Linked DNA regions of Homo sapiens: region 1 is linked to region 2. Evidence: read pairs that join two places in POLR2A ChIA-PET (ENCODE). Cell type or tissue: Panc1. All regions are shown on one strand. Each heading gives the region's core, and the rest is flanking DNA. Links, peaks and the distances in the headings are about the cores only. Region 1 overlaps TMEM26-AS1 (TMEM26 antisense RNA 1). Region 2 has its middle 95 kb from the start of LINC02621.

Region 1 (7,021 bases), core at 1-5,000, 690 kb before region 2:
AAGCAGGAGTAGCAGATACCATGGCCTGGTTATACTACCATCTCAACATCAAGCTACCAGTTGGGTTATAGAAGATTTGGTTTAGGTCCAGTGGATTTGCAATCAATGAAGAGCTAAACTAGAGTTACAAAGACAGTGTCTGGTGTGTGTGTGTGTGTATGTGTGTGTTTTAATTTATACTACACAACCAACTTTCAGAACCCTAATTTGCTGCAAGGCCCCTATGTTTGTAACAAGGTGGTTTTCATTCTTTCAGTAACACTGTTTTTTGTTTTTACCTAGTTGAAGAGACCTCTTGAAATATTTTCAAGTGTTATATAATATTTTCATGTGTGTTAATACAACACCTTTATGCTGTAAGTCCAAAAGAAAAGTCAAACAAAGGGTCGTCTGTAGCAACACTAAGGTGTTTCCATTTTTCACTGCTCTGCATTCACAGAGTTTGGAGATGACCTATGAAGCTATAAATAAAAGCAATACGATTTTTCTGTAAAACAATTTCTAAACTTTTCAAAACGTGCAATGTTAGATTCATGTAATAGATTGTTACAGGCTTTCCTTGGGGAAGCTACAGGCTTTTTTCCCTTTTACGAATCAAAAGTTGATAATGCAGAAATATTGCACAAATATCATGACAATATCTTTTCTTTTCTTTTTATTGAACAATAGTTGTGATTTGAAGAGTAACCTTCTTCAGAAAACTGTGGAGACTTCACAGAAATGGCAGAAGCTAGTTGAAGTCTACAAATTACCTAATGGAACAGGTAAGCTTTATGCCTTTAAAATTTTATATATATATATATTTTATATTTTCTTTGAAGTCTCTGGTACAGAACTTTTCAGCTCGTAATATTTTGTATTGAGCATGAAATTGACTGCTGTTCTCACTGCTTCGTCTTTTCAAAGCCCGCAATGTAGGAAAAAAAAAAATCGATTTTTTTTTACAAGCCCCAAATCCAAGAACCATACCAATGCTGCCTTTCTTTCCCACAGAGCCGTTAAAAAATATATATCAACATGGCTTCTACCATATTACTAAATTCTATCAAGTTGGTACCCTTCTAACAACAGTAACAACAGCAGATTCCCAAAGTCGTAAGGAGTGAGGAATGGTGAATGGAAACAGTAGGGAGGGAGTTACGGAACAGTGTTACTTTTTTTTTTTTTTTTTTTTTTTTTTTTGAGACGGAGTCTCACTCTGTCTCCCAGCCTGGAGCGCAGTGGCGCAATCTCGGCTCACTGCAACCTTCACCTCCCAGGTTCAAGTGATTCTACAGCCTCAGCCTCCCGAATAGAGTAGCTGGGATGACAGCCACGTGTCACCACGTCTGGCTAATTTTTGTGTTTTTCGTAGAGACGGGGTTTCATCATGTTGGCCAGGCTGGTCGCAAATCCCTGACCTCAGGCGATCCGCCGCCTCAGCCTACCAAAGTGCTGGGATTACAGGTGTGAGCCACCGCGCCCAGCCCAGTGTTACTTTTTAAGACAGATTCAAGAAGCTTTAAAACTGAGTTGACAATTTAGTCACAGGTAAAAATATACTGCATGCAATTAGCTAAAAATTTCTTACAGTAAATGAAAGTCTTGGTATGGCAGACACTGCAAACCTACCAAGGCACATTGAGTTATGAATTGAGGTTTGGACATTCTAGCATGGACAGCTCCCTTCCCCCACACTTCAAACTTCAAACTCGTCTACCTCCTGCCTCCCACACACAGACTCCCAGTCCCACCCTAAATTGACCTATTGAAACTTGCTCTGTTGCCCTCAAAGAGTAAGAGGCTATTTATTCTTCCCTAAACATCCGACTCCTGCACATTCCAAACTAATAGACACAGCCATGCCCCAGGTTTCTGTAGGATCCATAAACCTCACACGCAATTCAGGAGCCTGAATTCCACACGCAACAGAAATTTAGACCAATGAGGGACAAAGTTAAAAGTTCCTTCTGGAGGAAGGCTGAAGAAGAGAAATCAATCACTTACGAAAACTGATGAATGATTCTGGCTCTCAGGCGAGGGAAGAGGGGTCCTGTGCACTCTGTGGGGCTGTTTGTAACCCTCCAGAGTCACCTGCATGCTTTGGGATAATAGTAAAACTAGCTATCACTAGGAAACCGGGCCACTACGCCATGGGACATCGGCCTTAAGAGTGGGATGTGGGCCGGGCACAGTGGCTCACGCCTGTAATCCCAGCAGATGGGTTACCTGAGGTCAGGAGTTCGAGACCAGCCTGGCCAAGATGGTGAAACTCTGTCTCTACTGAAAGTACAAAAATTAGCCAGAGTCGGTGGCGCACCTTTAGTCCCAGCTACTCGGGAAGCTGAAACAAGAGAATCGCTTGAATCCGGGAGCAGAGGTTGCAGTGAGCCAAGATCGCACCACTGCACTCCAGCCTGGGCGACAAGAGTGAAACTCCGTCTTAAACAACAACAAAAAAAGAGTGAGATGTGAGAAGGGAAAAGCGTTTTCCTACTGTCCTACGGAAGAAAACCAAACAGTCAAAGGCAAGGAGCCACGGAGCTCTAACCATCAATGGCAGATCCACACACCAGGTGAGCAGCTTGAGCAAGAGCTGGGAATCAGCAGCCCGAGCACTTCCAGAGATGATTACCCCAGAATCCACGGTCAGGGCACTTCCGGAGTCCACAGTCAGAACACTTCCGGAGGTGGTCACCTTGGATCTGTGGTCAGGACATTTACAGAGGTGATCACCTGGGTCTGTGGTCAGGGCACTTCTGGAGATGGTCTCTCTGGATCTGTGGTCAGGACATTTACAGAGGTGATCACCTGGGTCTGTGGTCAGAGCACTTCTGGAGATGGTCTCTCTGGATCTGTGGTCAGAACATTTTCTGAGGTGATCACCCCGGAATCCACGGTCAGGGGCACTGATGGAGACGGTCATCCATAGGATGGTCAGTGACCCTAAAACAAGACAGAGAGTTAGTTATATGGGGACAAACATCCGCCCTCATAGACTTTGAAAAAAGACTCTGGGTGAGTTTATCCAGGAGCCGTGAGCTGGAGGGGCCTGCAAACCTTCAGGTTACTTTTTCTTAAAGCACCATTGATCAAGGCTTTTTCATGGTTAGAGAGCAAACCAAGGCTACGTGTCACAAATGTAATTTAGGTCCTCTACTGAAAGCTTAATGGACCATTTGCCCCCTCTATCTTGTGTGCTTTATTCCTTTTTAATCAAGAAAATTAATTTTTTTAATTAAATGTTTTTAAATTCTGCACTCCTATTCATATGTTGTCCTACTGAGTTATTTCTTGTGCCATGAGGTCAGAACCCACAGGAATAGTTGAATTTTGGGAATAGAATTTGAGGAGAAGGACCAGAGGGCTGAGGACTGAGCCTTTGGAGATGCTCACAGGCAATGGACAGCACCTAGAAGAAGGAAGAATTCAGTGCCAGTTGGCTCATGCAAAGGTCAACCAGCCCAGAAGTCTATATTAACTGATACCCTAAAACCTCGATTCTTATTTTTACTTGAAATATAGAACAAAGTTGACTTATACATACATATACACATGAATATGTAAATACACATGAATGAGGAATCTCTCTCTCCACACATACACAGGCCATTCTAAAGTCGTTTTCAGAATGTCTTATTATTGAATGAAAAAAAAACCTGAAGTATGTATGTTACTTTTCTAGTTATCTAAGAAAGAAGGGTATAAATATTAGGTTGGTGCAAAAGTAATTGTGGTTTTTGCCATTATTTGCACCAGCCTAACAGATTCATTGTTTTTTTAATAGCTGAAGAGTACACCATTGTGTGGACGTACCATAATTTATTCAGCTAGGCCCCTTTTGGTGGGCATTTGAATTGTTCTTAGTAGTTTGCTGTTACAAAGCACTGGCTTACAGTGAATTGCCTTGTCCACATATCTTTTCTTGCTTTTTCCAGTGAATCATTGGGATAATTTTTTTAAAGTAAGATTGGCAATAGTGTAAATGAGTATGTGATTTTTCTAAATATTGCCAAATTCCTTTTCCTATAGGTCGTACTATTCATTTTGTATTTCTACCAGCAATATATAAGAATGGCTGTTTCCCACCCCATCACTAGTGTCATCCACAGAGTGTGCACTGACATTGGCATTTTGCCAACCTAATGATGAGAAATGCTATCTCAGTATAGTTTAATTTCACTTCTCCTTTTGTAATTGATTGAGCATTTTTACATTTATATTTCCCTATAGAAAATATAAAATTTAACTCTTAAAAATTCAGCTTACCTGATATCAACATTATCAAAATATATCAAACTTCCTGTGTAAACCTAGAGCGAATGGCTATTTTTGTGTCCTAGCTACAGACAGCAAAATATGGAATCCTTCCCCACTCTTTGTAGCAATGACCCTTTAAGTCCTAGGTTGTCTCAACTTCATGATATCCATACCACACAAGGGAATGAATTTTTCCCCTAATGATTATATAGGTTACATTTTTCCAAATGATATCTTCTTCAGTTCCCTCCCAATGTATTCCATTTCTTAACTCAATAACACACATTTACTGAGTTTCTACTATGTACCTGAACAACATAGATCCCATAGTAACCAATCAGAGCCAGTCTTTCTCTGGGCTGCTGGCACCATCAACGCATTGCAAAATTCCAGAAATTTCTGGCCACTCACAGTTCCCAAGCCCCTAATAAAACTATTTTAATTCTATGTGTTTCCTCTACCCAATATCAACATTTTGCATAATTGGGATGCGGAAAAACTCTCCACTCTGGAGGAGGCTTTGAGTTTAGAAAAGAAAGCAGGGTGGAAGAGAAGTTGTTCTTCAACAAAACAAGATTAACTAAAAAAACAAGAGTCCTGAGGAGTCCTGGGCTTTGCGGTCAATGTGATTTATCATTCAGGGCTCTGACTAAGACACAAGAGTTGAGTAGCAGGCAACTTTTGAAGCTCTACAACTTACTGAATTTTAGTCTCTTCATTAAAGTATAATCTGAATTTTATTCTCTTCATCCAAGTATAATTCTTTCATTTACAATGAGTCCAAGAGAAAAGATACATTAAAATATTTAAGATTATTAAGTAGATACTAAATATTATAAAGTCTTGACCAAAAAAAGTGCTTCTCTTGAATAAACAATAGCAAATGACTCAAATGACAGAGATGATTTGTGAAAGTGCTAATAGTTAGACTGTATTTCAGAGCTGACTAAACTTGTTTTTTCTTATAGCCCCCCCATCCATGCCATTAGCAAATTCTACTTTCAAAATATATCTTCAATTCTAAGCATTCTCATTATCCCACTGTTATCCCTCTAATTCAGGCCTCACCTAGTCTATAACCACAGCCTCCTAACTGGCCTCTCTACTTATGAGCTTATCCGTACTTCAGCCTTCAGTTATACCTCAATTATCCATACAGCAACCAGAGTGATGATTTAAAATTGTGACACAGCTCCTGCCACTGATCCTTCACGCCCTCTATTGGTTCACAATCACACCCGTTTAAATCCAAATCCCTTTCATGGCCTGAAAGCCTCCACTTGATCATGATCCAGCCCCTCACCTCCTCTCTGACCTGGCCTCCTCTCACTTTCTGTCTTGCTCATTCTGCATGGCCAGAAGTCTTCTCACACTTCCTGATAAAATCCAGACATGATCCTGGATCAAGGCCTTAGCACTTCCTCTTCCTCTGCTTGGAACTCTTGGCTCATAACTCCCTGTGACTTCCTTCAAGGCTCTGCTCAAACACTTAATTAGCGAGGACTTCCCTGACTAAAATGGCACTTCAGTCACTCTCTGCTTACCCTGATTTATTTTTCTTCATAATATAATTTTCAATACGTGGCACACTTTATACTTATTTGTTTATCGTCTGTCTCCTCCTACAAGAATGTAAACTCCACCAGAGGAGAGACTTTGTTTTGTTCACAGATGGATCTGCAGGGCTTAGAATTGTGAACGAAGAGTTATTACAGTGGCCTGTTCCCAGGAGAGGCATGTGAAATAAAATTATGAAGTGGGATATTGCTTTATCGACAGCTGTTTGGACTGTAAATACTCCTTGTCACCATCAGGTTACAAAGTCTCTCGTAACAAAGATAGGGAGGTAGGTTGGAGAGGGGTAGGGACAAAAAAAAAGAAGAGGAGTTAGGGTGTTCCTAATATGGCCCAAGGGAGAAATAATGGTGGTTTGCATAAGGGTATGGCGGCCCAGATGGAGAGAACCAACAGGGCTTGGTAATGGTTTGAATGTGGGAAATGAAAGAAAAAAAAGAAAAGAATAAAAATGGTCCTTGATAATTTTTTTTCGCACGAACAGTTGAGTGTATACTGGTGCCTTCTGCTGAGATGGAGAAGGGTGAAGAAAGAATGAGATGTGTGTGTTTATTTGGAGAATGGGGATTGGTAATAGTAGAAGTTGTGCCAACCCCCCACTTCCACAAACAATGTGCACACACAAGCACACACCCATCTATTTCCCACACTTCTCTGCTCTGCTTTATGGCCAGGGTGTGCTCTTGTCGTCTGATTTCAAATGGCATAAGGCAATATGAGGTACCAGCAAGAGGCTGAATAAGAAACAAGTAGGAGAATTTATTCCTTTAGACCCTCCCTGTCTCACTCCAGTTCTGCCAGTCACTGCATTCTGGGATTGCTACTTCAATTGGATGGACCTTGTTCTATGGCTTCAGGCTTTCCCTGGGTTCCTTTTGCTTGTCCCTACAGGATTAAAGAAGATAACAGCTTTCCAATGTTGCTAATCCCTGGATGCCTTAACACCTTGTATTGGCTTCTATAGTTCTGCCCACACCTTGGCAAACTGTACTTCATTAAACTTTCTTTTTTTTTTTCATTGCCCAGGCTGGAGTACAGTGGCATGATCTCAGCTCTCTGCAACCTCCATCTTCCAGGTTCGAGCAATTCTCCTCCTGCAGCCTCCCCAGTACCTGAGATTACAGGCACGCACCACCATGCCTGGCTAATTTTTGTATTTTTAGTAGAGACAGGTTTTTGCCATGTTGGCTAGGCTGGTCTCAAACTC
Region 2 (16,403 bases), core at 1-5,000:
AAAGACATGAGCCATCGCACCCAGCCAAGAGAGATTTATCTCTTGCCAAGCTCATTGTCTTGTTGGATCCTGACATCGCTCATAGATGGGAAAATGGAGGCCCAGTGAGGGTTAAGTGATGTCTCTTCAAGGCCACAAAAAGTTATTCCTAAATCCTAGTTTCCTAACTCCTAGTCAATAGCTCTTTACATGACATGATGTTGATGAAGCGTCCAGCCCAGTGCCTGGCACTAGCAGCAGAAGCCCAGTGATTATTCATTTACCCTGCTTCCAAACTTCCTCTTTTCTACTTTTCTACTAAAGAGATACTCATAGATTGAAGGATAAGGTGTAACTCCCCCCATCGGTCTACCTGCTTTTCCCACTTTGTGGAGATACGTGCTTTTCTTTGAGTCCCAAGTGGAATGCTCTAAACATGTGTTCTTAATAAAATACAGAGACCAACTAAAATGTAGAAGGTTGTCAAGTCTCAGATCCATAAGGTCGGCAAAAGAATCCCCTCTTAGCCTTCTAACTCAGGCTTGTCACTGAGTCTGTGACCCCAGACCTGTCCCCATGTCTTTCTTTTCCACATGGCTTTACGGTTACCACGCGTTTTGGGAGTGCTCACATTTGAACAGAGGGATAGGGAGAAATATCAAACAGGATGGAGCTATGAGCTTCCACAAGAAGAGTAGAAACAGAGGATGGGAGTGTCCGTGCAGACCACAGGTTGTACATTCTGGTGAAGGAGATGAGGCAAGAAAGAAGTCCATAAATTCTCAGACAATAAGGTCTGGGAAATAAATTCTTTGGATGACAATAGGGAGGTGGTGAAATTTATGAGTATGATTACATAGTGCTGGATTTGTACTGTTTAGACTGGAAAGTCAACAACAATACAGTGCTTGGGGTATTCTCCATATGATCATTTTCCTTCCATTAGGCATAGAATTTTAAAATTATTTCCAAAATACATTCTGACTTTGTATTATGTACATATTTGTTTCAGTGCGGGGGAGGGGGAGCAGGGGAGGAAGGATGATGCCCAGTGCCCACCAATACTGATCCTAAAGAGATTATTCTCTAAGTAAATGCCTTCCGAAGGCCTACCTGATGAATGAAAAGATGCACCTTAGGATGGGTTGCCGGATGTTACAACGGACTATGGAAGAAATATTAATAGTCTTTTTTTTTTTAATGGCAGAGGAAGAACTATGAATGGCTTAAGTCAAACAGGAAGGGGAAATAAATGCAAATTGCTAGTATCCCAAGTATAGGAAAAGAAGCTAAGGTACTTCCAAAGGATTTCAACATCAAGGGTTGAAACAAAAGCTTTGCCTTCTGCTAACCAGAACACTAATTAACCAGATCGGGCTTCTCCCTGACATTCATCTATTTGCAGACTCTGAATCCTTAGTCTCCTTTTATCCAGCAAGTTCCCCAACTATGATTACCTCCAATATATGAGCTCATTTCTCTGCACTTATTCCCAAATGGTTGACATCGATTTGCAACGTTAATGAAGTAAGTACCCAACTATCCTTGTTCATGAGCTATTAGCTCGGTATTGATTGTAGCCTTAATTGACAATTACTTGAATGGGCCAGGCTATACTGAGCTTTTATTAATTTTCCATTGTGATGCTCATTACTAAATTTCTTTGCAATTGTGTAATAATGTAAACTCCCATTGTGGCTAATTGAAGTGGAAAATTCCACTGGTCATTTCCCAAACCTATTTATCTTGGAAAATAAAGAATTTCGTATTGTTAAATTTGATATCAGGATTCTAGGTTTTGATTCTGTGGGAAGTGAATCGTGACTTTGGCTCTGAAAATAAATAGAATTTGCTAATTATTTTTCTTTCACTGCTATTTCAGAGGACATGTGGTATCCAGAGACTTGATTCTTCCCTCCCCTCCTAGACAAACAGTAAACTCCATGTTACTGTTAATTTTTATTCATTCTTCTGCCTCCCTTAAATTTTTTAAAAAATAATTAGAGGTGGAGAAAGGACAGAGAGAAAAGGAGATTATGCAGTTTTAGGGATTTTCATTTTCTTCAGCTAAGCCCTATAAATCAATTTTTTTCCATTCTTTCCAACAAACAAAAAAACTCTTCTGCTTTTAAACCTCCCTCAAATAATACACAAAATGTAGGAGAAATACCAAGACCCTGTTGGAAATAAAAGTCAGAGCTTTGTCACAGAAGAGCAGTTAGGAAGAGGAAGGACTTGCTTACCAGTACAGCTCCCAGAGACACATTGAGAAACCCCTGGCCTCTCACATCTAGACGTCAGAAATCAGAAACATCTCTGGCCCTCACCTCTTAGAGAGCTTCATGCTGACCACCCTTCATCACCCTAATTTGCCCTTTAGTGTCTCTGACCATGTTGGGATTGCCAACATGCACGTTAGGCTTAGTTACAGGCACACTCAGAAAAATGTAATGATAAGGCTCACGCCCTCTGCTCTGTGACTGAGATGAGCTGAGTTTGGGGCACATGATGGGAGAAAGTGATTTGGAAATATGACTTATGACTGAATAAGTCAGAGGAATGGATGTAATGTAATATATAACTGATTAAAGTTGGAGTTCACTTTGTTGTGAGCTACAAAAATGGAGCCACTCCTATGGTCTTCTGAGAGAACCACAAGTGTAACAGAAAGAGAGTTCAAAAGTGAATCCATCAAGGAACTGCTTAATTCTTAGTTTTGCTGCTCTAGAAATATAATCAGTGAATGTCCACAAAATTTTTGTGAAAAAACATTGATTGGCACCCAACAACTTGAACTTTCGATTAATAAGACTAGTGACCTTTTTGTTTTGTTTTGTTGACCGTCACACATGCCTTCTGAGCCTTATATTTGTCTTTTTTTTTCAGCTCCCCTTTACAATCAGTTTTTCCCACTTTATAAAATGCAGTAGATATGAAGATCGACTGCCCAGCCATCCCTCAACAAAGGACTTGCTGCCTGTAGTGGGGTAAATGATGACCCCAAAAAGATACATCCACCCTAAACCTCAGAATGTTACCTGAACGTAGCAAGTTTTCTTATCAGTGAGATGTTTTCAGAACATCTTCTTCAGAGAGATGTTCTGAAAGAAAAAAATTAACCAAGATCAGTTGACTTTGAGTACAATCATCTCCATCTGTGTGAAAGGCAATGCAGTGGGTGGAAAATGCTCTTCCCTGGGAATCAAAATTCTCATGAGTTAATGTCTCTAAACCTTATGATAAAATGAGGGGTTTGGCCCATATGACCTTAGGGGCTTTTGTTCTCTAAAATGCTGTGATTTGGTCTTGAGACACTGAGCTGCATGAGAGTAGAATAGTGGAAATGGTACTGGCCTGAGAGTTCAGAGCATGGCTTTGCATTTTCATTCTCCTGGCCAGCTATGTGGCCTTGGACAGGTCACTTCCCCTTCCTGGGCCTTCCTTTCCTCCTCTGCACCAATGAGTGTGACTGAGGCAGCTAACATGTCAGCATGGTGAGTAATGGCTCTTGGGATGGTCACTTTTATGTGTCAACCTGGCTATGCTATGGTACTCAGTTACGTAATTAAACAGTAATCTAGGTGTTGCCGGGAAGGCTATTTCGCAGATGTGGTTGACATCTATCATAAGTTGGCTTCAAGTAAAGGAGATTACCCTCAAAATTGGCCAGGCCTTGTCCAATCAGTTGGAAGTTCCTAAGAACACAAACTGTGGTTTGCAGAAGAAAAAATTCTGCCTTGAGTCTGCAGCATTAACTCCTGCCAGAGTTTCTGACTTGCCAGCCTGCCCTATGGATTTTGGACCTGCCAGCCCCCACAATTGTGTGAGCCAATTCCTTAAAATAAATCTCTTTATATAAATATATATCCTGTTGGTTCTGTTTCTCTAGAGAACCCTGACTGATACAGCCCTCTAAATGAGATGGTAAATCTGTGGTCATCAAAGGAAGATGCCTTTCTTCTACTTGCTGTGGTAGGAATAGTTTTAGAAACATTGCAAAGTGCAGGTTACCTCAGGGGCCATATTCAGCCCACAGACTTTTTTTTTTTCCTTCTGCCTACATTGTTTGTTTTGAACTAGCTAATATTTAAAAACAAGGAGATATTACTTAAATTATGAATTTCTAATTCTCTTCAATAATTAGAGACCTAGCAACCTAAGATCTCTATTCCTGCAAGGAAATAATCAGCTTGAACTAAATCCTCAAACTGGGTTACTTGTCACCCTAGGGTACACAAAGGCTTTCCAAGGAGTATCAATTTCCAGACGCTCGTCTTCCATATGTTCTCATTTCTAAAGCTGATCTGCTTGGCAACCTGCTTGCCTTCTGAGCCTCACATTTGTCCTGTTTTTCTCTCAGCTCCCCTTTCCAATCACTCTTTTCCTACCTGATAAAATATAGATATGAAGACAGGCTGCCCAGCTATCCCTTCAGCACAGGACTTGCTGCCTGTAGTGGGGCTAACGGTGACCCCCAAAAGATACGTCTACCTGAAACCTCAGGATGTTACCTTACATTGGAGTAAGGGTCTTTGCAGATGTAATTAAGGTAAAGATCTTGAGATGAGATTGTCCTGGATTAGGGTGGGCCCTAAATCCAATGATAAGGATCCTTATAAAAGACTGAAAAGGAGAAAGCAGACAGGGAGACACAGAGGGGAAGGCCATGTACAGACAGAGACAGAGACTGGAGGAACGCATGTGCATGCCAAGGGAATCCAGGGATGGCCAGGTGCCACAGAAGCTGAGAGAGGCATGGGATGCTTCTCCCTCAGAACCTCCAGGAGGAACCAGCCCTATATACACCTTGATTTTGGACTTCTGGTCTCCAGAATTGTGAGAGAATAAATTTCTGTTACTCTTAGTTACAAGTTTGTGGTAATTGGCTATGGCGGCCCTAGGAATCCAATCCACTGTCCATCTGTGGAGAGTGCAGCCAGCAGACAGCCCCCCAGCAGACAGACCCAGCTCTTTCAGGGTTGGCCTCAGCTGCAGGGATTACACCCATCCTGGTGACCAAGCCTCTAGTGGTATAAAGACCTGTCTCCAAGACAACTCTAATGGGCAGCACTCACTTCAGAGCTCCTAGCCAGGTTGGCCAAGGCTTCGCAGATTTCGTCTGTGCCCAGGCCTACTTCCTTTCACAGATACTGATCCCTGATAAACATCTTGCCCCATGTTCTGCTTCCTGAGATCCTAACCTGCCCTGCAAAGGAAATGCACACCTTTTGCCCATCTCAAATCCGACTGTGGCACACTGCCTCAGGGTGTTAGAACTTTCTCCATGACAATGAGGCAATTCAAAATATTCATATGGAAGTAACAAAACAGTTCCTATTCACATTTACTTATTTTTGTCAACCAGGTTTCTCAGCCTTTATAGCTATAAATGCCAAAAATAGGAACAGACTTGATGCTGAACCCTATCTCATTCTAGCATTAAATAATAGCCATCCATGCATACATGAACTAATTGGAACAAATAAAACCCCATGCATCTTATATAGCTATGCACTTTTAATAAATTTTTAATTTCATGTTTAATAATCATTCATAAAAATGTTTAAAGTATATTTATATTGTTTTGATCAATTTTTCCAGATGATAAATTTCCTGAACACCTATGGCCTTATGGTAGCAGGAAATAAAATTTCAGTTTGTATTTTTATTTATATTATCAAGAAGCCTGATAGGGTGATGCATAAAACACTTGAAAACAAACTTACCATATTAGAATGAAATTTTGTGGGGTAATAGAATTTAAAATATGAATTCAAGGAGAGAAAAGAAGTAAAATTTCTGTATGTCAAAAAGAACTTGTGTTTTTAATTTATAGTTGATGATATCAAATTGCTATGGGGTTTACATTTTACTAGAGGGATGTAAACTTTTATGTTTTTATTTATTTATGTATTTATTTTTTTTTGAGATGGAGTTTCGTTCTTGTCGCCCAGGCTGGAGTGCAATGGCACGATCTCGTCTCACTGCAACCTCACCTCTGCCTCCTGGGTTCAAGCGATTCTTCTGCCTCAAACTCCCGAGTAGCTGGGATTACAGGCCCCTGCCATTATTTTTGTATTTTTAGTAGAAACAGGGTTTCACCACGTTGGCCAGGCTGAACTCCTGACCTCAGGTGATCCGCCCGCCTCCGCCCCCCAAAGTGCTGGGATTACAGGCGTGAGCCACTGTGCCGGGCTTAAACTTGTATTTTAAAATGTTGCCATTTACCATACACCTCTAATTACCATCTTAAAAATAACTATTAAACTTATTATTAAAAAATTTAGATGTTAACTTAAAAATCTGATAAGGGTTACATAGTTTTGCAAAACATTTTTAGGAGGTTCATGAGCAAAAAGTTCGATGACCACTGATTTGTGTTGCCTGCTGGCCCCTGAGGGCTTTAGCTAAACTACTAAATACCTCTGTGCTAAAGCACATGTTAACACTTTAGTGCAGTTCTTGGGAGCTTTAATTTTTTCAATCATTTAAGATTCATGGCTGAAATACAGAAATGGGGAAGATTTTTCTAATTCCCACCAAGGTTATCTGAAGGCAAGGGCCACAGGAGAATGCTCTGAGGGGCAAGAGAAAGACACACTTACAAATTCCCCCAAAAGAATTTAAGAGAAGCTGCTCCTTCTGCACTCCCCCATGCCCTCCTGCCACTACCACCGGCTTTCTCTCTTTCCCCTCTCCTGTAGGCTCTATTAGGGGTGGAGGAGAATGAGACATCAGAGGAGAATGTATTCACTTTGCATATTGACGTGCCTTCCAAAACAATAATTATAACCAAAATAATGACTGCCATTTATTGAATGCTTACTTTGTGCCAGGTTAAAAAAAAGAATTCTCTTAACAGCTGGCATCAGGATTCTTCATAGGAAGGGAACTATGTTTGGGGAATCCCTTGAATAAGCCCTCTTAGGGACTGATTCTAACAATTATTCAGAAGATGAGTTAGAAAAGCAAGAAAATCCGGGGAAAAATTATGACAAATAACAGCCAATAACTTTATAAATGCCTGCTGTGTGGTAGGCACTGTTTTAAGCACTTTACATACAGAAATGCATTAAATCCTCACAATCACATTATTATTATCCCCATCTCAAAGATGGGACAACTGAGGTACAGAATGACTAAGCAAATTGTCTCAGTTCAAGTAAGTGGTAAACTGTCCCCTGGCCCCGGAGTCCAATGCTCTTATCTACTATGTAGTATCTAAGGTCTTAATAACAACTGTGCTGTGCTATGCTAGGATTTTAAAAAACCAAACAATAGTAATTAAACCAGTGTTATGCCTTTTCATCATACAGTAAGGAAATAGGAGAGAGACCAAAAGTAGACCCACATGTAGAAAATTAGCATATGATAATTAGGCATTTCAAATCAGTAGCAAAAATGAAAATAAATTTCTACTTTACACCTAAACTGAATTATATTCCAGATGGATCGAATGTATATAAATGTAAATGTATCAAAAATCTTAAGTACTAGGAGAAAATATTGGAATATTTTTGTAATTTTGGCATTTCCTTCTAGGCAGATGATGCCTGGAATTTTTATTTAAAAAAGAAGATTAGTATCTTTTTCTACATAAATATGAAAAATTGAAAAAACACTTTAATCTAAGCTGTAAGACAAATAATACTCTGAAAAAATATTGCAAATATATGATAAACAAAAAGACCAAACCTGATATATATATATATATAACATTTATTTAGTTTTGAGAAAGGGTCTCGCTTTTTCGCCCATGCTTGAGTGCAGTGGCATGATCTCGGCTCATTGCAACCTCCACCTCCCGGGTTCAAGCTATTCTCCTACCGCAGCCTCCCAAGTAGCTGGGATTACAGGCTTGTACCACCAAACCCAGCTAATTTTTGTATTTTTAATAGAGACGGGGTTTCACTGTGTTTGTCAGGCTGGTCTCGAACTCCTGACCTCAAATGATCCGCCCACCTTGGCCTCCCAAAGGGCTGGGATTACAGGCGTGAGCCACCATGCCTAGCCCTCATAATATATTTTTGAAATTTCTGTAAATTAACAAAAATGCCAAACTACCAATTAGAATAAGAAAAGAGATACAAATATGCAATTCACAGAAAAATAAATGCAAATGGAAATGAACAAATAAATCACTGCACAATCACACTCAAAGCCAAAGGTGTACAAATTAAAAAACAACGGCTAAAAAAATTAAACTCATAGAGATAGGAGTAGAAACATGGTTGCCAGAGACTAGGAAGGGTGGGACTCGGTAGGGATAAAGAGGGGATGGTTAATGGTATTAACCCAGCCTGGGCAACAGCGCGAGACTCCATCTCAAAAAAAAGAAAAATACAGTTAGATAGAATGAATAAGATATAGTATTCAATAGCACCATAGGGTGACTATAGTTAAGAATAATTTATTGTATATTTTAAAATGAGTAAAACAGTGGAATTGGAATGTTCCTAACACAAAGAAATGATACATGCCTAAGGTGATGGATACCCTAATTACCCTGATTTTTTGATCATTACGCATTGTATGCCTGTATCAAAACATGACATGTACCCCACAAATATGTACAACTATGTATCTATAACACTTCAAAAAATAGGGAATATCACATTTAAAGAAGAAATTAGCAAATATTAAAATGTTTGAAAAAATGTCAAGTGAGAAAACTCAAGATATTATTGGCATATGGATGGTAGTGTAAACGTTAAGCTTTTTGGGAGAGAACTCTGGCAGTAGCTATTCTAACAGCAAATGCATATTCCATTTGTTCTAGAAATTACAGGGGGAGTTATCATGTCCCCAATATTCAAGAACCTAGAACGAGTACACATTTCCCCGCTGGGTCAATTCTGCATGTCAGTCTGGTATTCAGACTCCACCATAACACAGGCCCACCTACTCGTTCAGTGCAACTTCCCCACACCAACCTGTCACCCCAAGCCTGTCAGGTCCCAAACAGCACACCTCCCACCCCCAGGCCTTTGCTCATGCTGTTTCATCTTCTCGAAGGACCTTCCCTCCTTGCTTTTCACGTCTCCCTACCTGCTTCAAGGCCCAGCCCAAGCTCCATCTCCACCAGGATGCCAGGTCCTTAGCACAGTCCCTGATATTAAGTAAGGACTCAATAAACGCAATATTTTGTTACTTTAATATTACTAACACTTACACATTTACTCTCTCAGGTTGCTCCCTAATTCTTTGGGGTATGTTTTCTTTACAATTAGGTTGAAAGTTTCTTGAAGACAAGAAATACTTTGGGCTTTCCATGTAAAGACAGTATAGTTTCCAGAGCTTTAACATCACACAGACCTTGGTTGTCCCTCGATCTGCCTTTTTCTTTCCTTTTTTTTTTTTTTTTTTTTGAGACGGAGTCTCGCTCTGTTGCCCAGGCTGGAGTGCAGTGGCGCGACCTCCGCTCACTGCAAGCTCCGCCTCCCAGGTTCACGCCATTCTCCTGTCTCAGCCTCCGGAGTAGCTGGGACTACAGGCGCCCGCCACCACGCCCGGCTAATTTTTTGTATTTTTAGTAAAGACGGGGGTTTCACCATATTAGCCAGGATGGTCTCGATCTCCTGACCTCGTGATCCGCCCGCCTTGGCCTCCCAAAGTGCTGGGATTACAGGCGTGAGCAACCATGCCGGGCCTGATATGCCTTTTTCTACTGATGGTTAGTTATTTCACCTGTAGGCACTAGCCCATAATACCTGCTAAATGCATTGTTACTAGGATGATTACAGCCGTTTACCTGCTCTCTGTATCATGGTTCCCCAGTCCCATCAATGCCAAAATAGAATCAAACTCATGGAAAGTATTCAGCAAACTCTTATTGGAAGTTGATCAGCTAGAGGTCCAAATTGTCACGCATTCTATCAAATACGCTTTAAATGACATTTTGTGTGTGTGGTGCACGTGTGTGTGTGTTTTCACTCATTCATTCATTCATTCATTCATTCATTTAACTAAGAAGAACTCTTCTTTGCCTTTAAGTGGGCTAGTGACTATTCTCAGTTTAGAACTAGCCAAAGAATCAATCTTGACCCAGTTGCTAGGAAACCCTGTCTTTGGAAAGAAGTTAAGAATCAATTTCCCCATGCTTTAAAGAACATGTATTTAAGTAAATTACTTCCTCAGAAATATTGATTCATTCCAAAAGCATTTAAATAATATGAAAAACAAGAGGGTTTTTATGTGGAAGCTGTATCTTGACAGTAAAGTAGATGTGCACTTAAGAAAATATATTTACACAGATAATCTACATCTTGTTCAAGAGAGAAAATAGACTTTAATGTAGTAATAGGACTATTTATGTAATGAACTCTCATGGGCTCTTGCATAAATCATGATTCCTGGGTTGTGTGAATGTTTTTATGTGCCTTTGTGAACTTTCATAAGACTTTGGTTATGTGATTATATCAAAGGCTGAATTTATATTAGCAAATGAAGCATTGTGAAGACATGAAGACATTTTCTAATGGAAACATCATAACCAGAAGCACATTTTCCCAAAAGATGTGTTTTGAAAAATGCTAAATCATTTTAATGGTCTCAATGTCTTGCAAAGGATTCTCTTGGTCAGCAGCTGGCTTCACATGCAATCTCGGACATCAGCAAGCCCTGCTCCAAAGAGGGATGCCAGCCAGCCTGTGAAATGTTTCTGCAAGAACTTTTGGCTGCCTTAACCGCCTAAAGCAAATGTTTGTTTGCTGCAGTACGAGAATCAAATGCTTTTGTGTGAAAACACTTGCTAGAGAAACAAATGTTTGTTTTGGTAATCGACATTTGGACTGTTGGAACATTACCACTTAAGATATTGGTTTGAGAAATATACATTTAATTTGGAAAGCACCAGTCAGGATCAAGCATGTAACACAAATCTAGGCTGTAAGGAAATGAGGTTGAAATTGGACCCAACATTTTCACTTCCCCTTGTCAGTTCTGACTAAGAAAATGGTTCCTTGATTTACATATTGCCTTATAATGTTACTGAGCAGCAGCATAAAAGAAAAAAAACTGATTTACTTCCTTCTGGAAGAGTATGACTTATAAATTATCAAAGAGAGCAGCAAGAGTGTATTTATCTAGTATTAATATTTAAATGCCATTTTCCTATTGAATGTACCACATGCTCCATATTAGTCTTTTAGATTAGACTTAGTACAAATTGATGTTTCCTAAATGGAAGATTTCTCCTTACAGTTCACTTTTGATTATCCATGCTAACTGGCAGGAGGAAAGGTACAGACACTCCAAAACAGCAGGAGATACAGAAATAAGCTTTGGCTTCTGAAAGCATTAAATTTTTTAGTAGCAAAAAGAAACTAATTACATTTTAAGGGAGAGAGATACAAGGAAGTTTGTGTGGCAAGAGTGTCATTTATACATTAAACATATTATATTTGGTCGTAGATAATCCATAATTAGGAAGTCAAAATATACTATACTGATGTCGAGGCTGATTGCTAGAGCAAAAAGGATTTTAATTTAAAAGTTTCTTTTTTTCTATACATTTTAAACTATATTTTTTGCTTGATGAAAGCCAGAAGCATATGTAAATGCATCTGATTTTTTTTTACCATTATGTTTGAGTTTTTCTCTTTCGTGAAAATAAATTGAGGATCTAGGTTCACCTGAAAATGTATGAGCTGAAACCTATAATCAAATCAATACATAAATAATAATACAATACAATTATAGCTTGAATTCTTTGTTGCTGGCCTTAGCCCTATTTGGTCTTTAGCTTAAAAGAGACTATATTTTGAAATGGAAAAGAGAGATCAGTTCAAAATAGCCAAATGTAAGAATTATTCATTAGAACATCGAGAAACATGACTTTGTATCCTGAATCCACCCACTACTGTTTCCATTTGTAAATTTCATTATTCTGTTAAAAAAGATAAGTGATATAATGCATGTATATTTGAAGTAGTACTTTGAACTCCCCAGAACTTAATAATTCAAAGTATTACAGTAAATTCTCATTTATTCTGAATCCAAACTACCAGAAAGCTGAAATAATGAGAATTTTTTGTACAATTTATAAAATGGTAATGTCCCTGGAGCATTACAAGATTCTAAATTCCTTTGAACAGTCACAGAAAGATTAAATTTTGTTCAGCATAATTTTCTGGTAAGAATGTTTGATAGAGTTCTAATTCTTTGAAGATAGTAATTAATCCATGTGTAGCCTATGGTAATTCTTTTTTAACTTCAATATAAAAATAGTATCTTTGCATTTCCAGAAAACCTTGGTCTTGTATTTCTAGCTGATAAGACCCTAAAATGTATGGCACATCATAAACCTTACAAAGGTTGAGAACAGATCACATATGTCCTACCTTACCATATTTTAGTTTATTTTTATGTTTTTTAGAGATAGGGTCATGCTCTGTTGCCCAGGCTGAAGCGCAGTGGCATGATAGCTCACTGCAGCCGCGACTGCCCGGGATCAAAGGATCCTCCTACCTCAGCTTCCCAAGTAGCTGAGATTAGAGATGAGTGCCACCAAGCCAGGCTATTTTTTTTTTTTCTGCTATGTGGCCAAGTCCGGTCTTAAACTCCTAGACTTAAGCGATCCTCCTGGCATGGTCTCCCAAAGGTCTGCGATTACGGGTGTGAGCAACGGCAGCAGGCAGGCAGGTGGTACCTAACTATAAGTGATTCAATGTGGTTGCAAGTAAAAGAAACCCACTCAAACTGGCTAAAGGAAAAGATAATATTTAGTAACGTGACACTGGGCTCTTTTATAGAACTCAAGCCCATCTTCAGGCATAAACTAGAACCAAAGAATGGAGATCTGGGAAACCCTAGAAATTTGTGCTTTTCTGTCTGTCTCTCATCTTTTCCCCTCTTCGTGTATCTGCTTTATTCTCTTCACAGTCTTCAAACCAACTTCCCCTCTTGTTCTCTCCACTACGTGGGAAGTTGGACCCTTTATGTAATTTACATCATACACTATGGGGTCAGGCTTTAGATAGACATTAACACGCTTTTGACCCTACTTGAATTGTAAGGGGAGAGTAAGATAGGCCCTGCTGGGGTCAAAATCCACACCCCATACCGCTACCCATTAACCCTTCTATCCCTCAATACACTGATCCAGGGAGGAGAGGAAGGATGATAGCCTAGGTAAAACAATAACCTAGGCTATCCTCCAATATCCTTCATGGATAGAGGGAGAAAGAGCAGTTATCAGAGAAAAGGAATCAGTGTGAGCTGAGAATCTACCAACAGTTCTCACACTTGTTTTTCTCGGAATCCCTTTATAGTCTTAAAAATTACTGAGGACCCTGAAAAGCATGGGGTTATAGTTACCAACATTTACCATATTAGAAATTAAAACTGAGAAATTTAAAACCATTTAATTTTAATCCATTAAAAATAATAAACCCATGATGTTAATACTGAGATAATTTTTTATTTTTTGAGATGGGGTCTCGCTCTGTCACCCAGTCTGGAGTGCAGTGGCGCGATCTCAGCTCATTGCAACACCAGGGTTCAAGCGATTCTCCTGCCTCAGCCTCCTGAGTAGCTGGGACTACAGGCACGCGCCACCATGTCTGGCTAATTTTTTGTATTTTTAGTAGAGACGGAGTTTCACCATGTTAGCCAGGATGGTCTTGACCTCCTGACCTCATGATCCGCCCACCTCGGCCTCCCAAATGCTGGGATTACAGGCGTGAGCCACTGCGCCTGGCTTGATATAAATTTTATTTAAAATAAATATATTTGGCTGGGTGTGATGGCTTATGCCTATAATCCCAGCACTTTGGGAGGCCGAGGTGGGTGGATCACCTAAGGTTAGGAGTTCGAGACCAACATGGCCAACATGGTGAAACCCTGTCTCTACTAAAAATACAAAAATTAGCAGGGTGTGGTGGTGCATGCCTGTAATCTCAGCTGCTTGGGAGGCTGAGGCAAGAGAATCACTTGAACCTAGGAGGCGGAGGTTGCAGTGAGCCTAGATCTTGCCACTGCACTCTAGAATGGGCAACAGAGCAAGACTCCGTTTCAGGAAAAAAATAAAAATAAAATATATATATATATATATATATATATATATATATATATATAATAAACATAAATATTTTCCAAAATAAAAAGAAATTAGTGAGAAAAGTAGCACTGTTTTACAGTTTTGCAAGTTTCTTTAATGAGTGGCTTGATAAGAAATAGCTGTACTCTCATATCTGCTTTTGCATTTACTCTGTTGTGATATGTTATTTTGGCTGAATATATTTAGAAAACTGGTTTTACACAGATATGCATTTGGGAAAGGGAGGAGTATTTTAGTAGCCTTTTCATATAATCATAGATATTCTTTTTTGTTACTATACCAAAGTCTGACAAATAATAGTTGTAATACAGAATCTGAGATCATATCAACTAACATTTTGTACTCTGTTACAGTAGTATCCATTGGTTTATCTTGCACTTTTATTCAGGCATGATCATGCACTGGCCATTTGGAAAATATTGGCTGACTGAGTTATAGAGATTTTCCAAATGTTGATACATTTTATTATGCGACGTAAAAAATCATATTTTCTAATATCACTATCAATTTATCAGAAGAGTTTTTAAGTATTAGGAAGCTGTCACATTCATGGTGACAGATACAAGTTTTCTAAAGTTCTAATTTTCACTTGAAAGAATACATTTTAGCATTGGCAACAAATACTGTCAATTTTATGTCTTATGACAGGCTGACTTCATTCATTTTTTAAAAAATGTCTGCCAAATATCCAAGTATAAATAGCCATAAGTTGTCTGTCAGTTGCACCTTCAAGTAAAAGTAAGTTTCTATTTTTTTTTTTAAAGGAGGTTAGTTGCGCTCACAACTCAGGCAACCACACAAGTGCTTCTCCTTGAAACAATTGTTCTTTGGTATGCAGAAGAAATACTTATGCATACTTCCTCTTTCACCACACAGAATATTAAAAACATGTAATCAAGGGTTACTGTTCAATAAAATTAATGATTTTTAACTGTTCCATCAAGGATATTAAATAAAACTGTCTTTTTCTTTCCCTTTGAGTGCACTTCAGTGAAGAATATGACTACTAATATAGCCTTGGCGTTTCTGCTAAGGCACCAAAAGTTTTATCCAATATAGCCTTTTTATCATCAGTGCAAATGTCAACATAATGAAGAATGCAAGTGACTTTTTTTTTTTTTTTGATACGGAGTCTCGCTCTGTCGCCCAGGTTGGGGTGCAGTGCCGCGATCTCCACTCACCGCAAGCTCCGCCTCCCGGGTTCACACCACTCTCCTGCCTCAGACTCCTGAGTAGCTGGGACTACAGGTGCCTGCCACCATGCCCGGATAATTTTTTGTATTTTTTAGTAGAGACGGGGTTTCAGCGTGTTAGCCAGGATGGTCTCGATCTCCTGACCTCGTGATCCACCCGCCTCGGCCTCCCAATCTTTTTAGTGCTTTTATAAAAATAGTTTTGCCCTCTCAGATCATCCAAAGGTGTCAGAGACACACCCCTTACCTGCCCCTACCACCAGAGATTTGTGGACCACGCTTTGATAACCACTGTTATATGCCAACCTGCTAAACATGGATTCACATTAACTGAAATCACTGAGCAATTTAGAGCAATTTATTATTTTGGTATATTATCTTCTTGACAAAAAAAGGAAATATACATCCATATTAAGTGGGAAAACATCACATTTTAAAAACGATAAATTATAACTTTTTAGTAATCAGTTCTAGGGGAGAATTAAAACACTCAGACTGGTAAAGTTGGTTAAAAAAAAAGCAAACAAACGAAAACAACCCTCAGAGCTGGTGGAGTTCAATGTTATACCCAGTGGAAGACTATTTAGAACAATAAATGCCGTGGTTTCTGTTTGATGGATTACTTTGCAGGAACTGAGAGGGCCATGCAATGAGCCATGTGGTATGGCAATTTTCCAAATCACATAAAATTAAAAATGCAAGGAAATCCTTAATGCTTAAGTTACCACAAACAGGTTTGTGAATTAAAACAATAACAATAAAAGCAATAACACAAAACTAAATTTTCAGAGGAGGCAGTTACCACATATAGTACTGATTTGTCATCACCAGTATAAACTTACTAACACTCAGAGATCCAGGGCTAAGGAAAGAGGAGTTTAATCCAAACTCAACCATTTACTAGCTGTGTAACCACGAGCAAGTGTCAGTATACCTGTTAGGTCTCAGTTTTCACATGTGTAAGATAGGAGTAACAGTCCATCCTCGTAGTATTGTTATATTACATGACCTGATGTATTTAAAGTGTTGAAAAGTACGTGGTACAGAGTAGACAGTAAAAATGTTCCTGTGAAAGTTTTAGGAGGTAGGTAGTAACACAATAGAGAAACCGCAAAGCTTATCTAACAAGATGGCCTTTACTGTACACCCTAAAGAAACCACTAAAACAACAG

Evidence for each region. Peaks named below come from ENCODE experiments on the same cell type or tissue, not always from the same donor. Only the 100,000 strongest peaks of a DNase experiment are listed, where the experiment ranks them.
Region 1: POLR2A ChIA-PET joins it to region 2 with 10 read pairs; 1 of 35 experiments calls an interaction of 5 or more read pairs at or near these places.

Annotation. Positions count from the first base shown.
Region 1 is chr10:61,466,829-61,473,849 of GRCh38, forward strand. It overlaps TMEM26-AS1 (TMEM26 antisense RNA 1), which reads left to right. Exons shown (of 6, transcript NR_120643.1): 2 at 670-764. Among named protein-coding and RNA genes, the nearest start is that of TMEM26, 17 kb to the left of the region's middle. In Panc1, for the core only: no CTCF peak of the experiment used is centred there; no DNase peak of the experiment used is centred there; H3K27ac peaks cover 895 bases.
Region 2 is chr10:62,156,093-62,172,495 of GRCh38, forward strand. No RefSeq gene overlaps it. Among named protein-coding and RNA genes, the nearest start is that of LINC02621, 95 kb to the right of the region's middle. RefSeq lists an enhancer at 10,615-10,744. In Panc1, for the core only: no CTCF peak of the experiment used is centred there; no DNase peak of the experiment used is centred there; H3K27ac peaks cover 3,176 bases.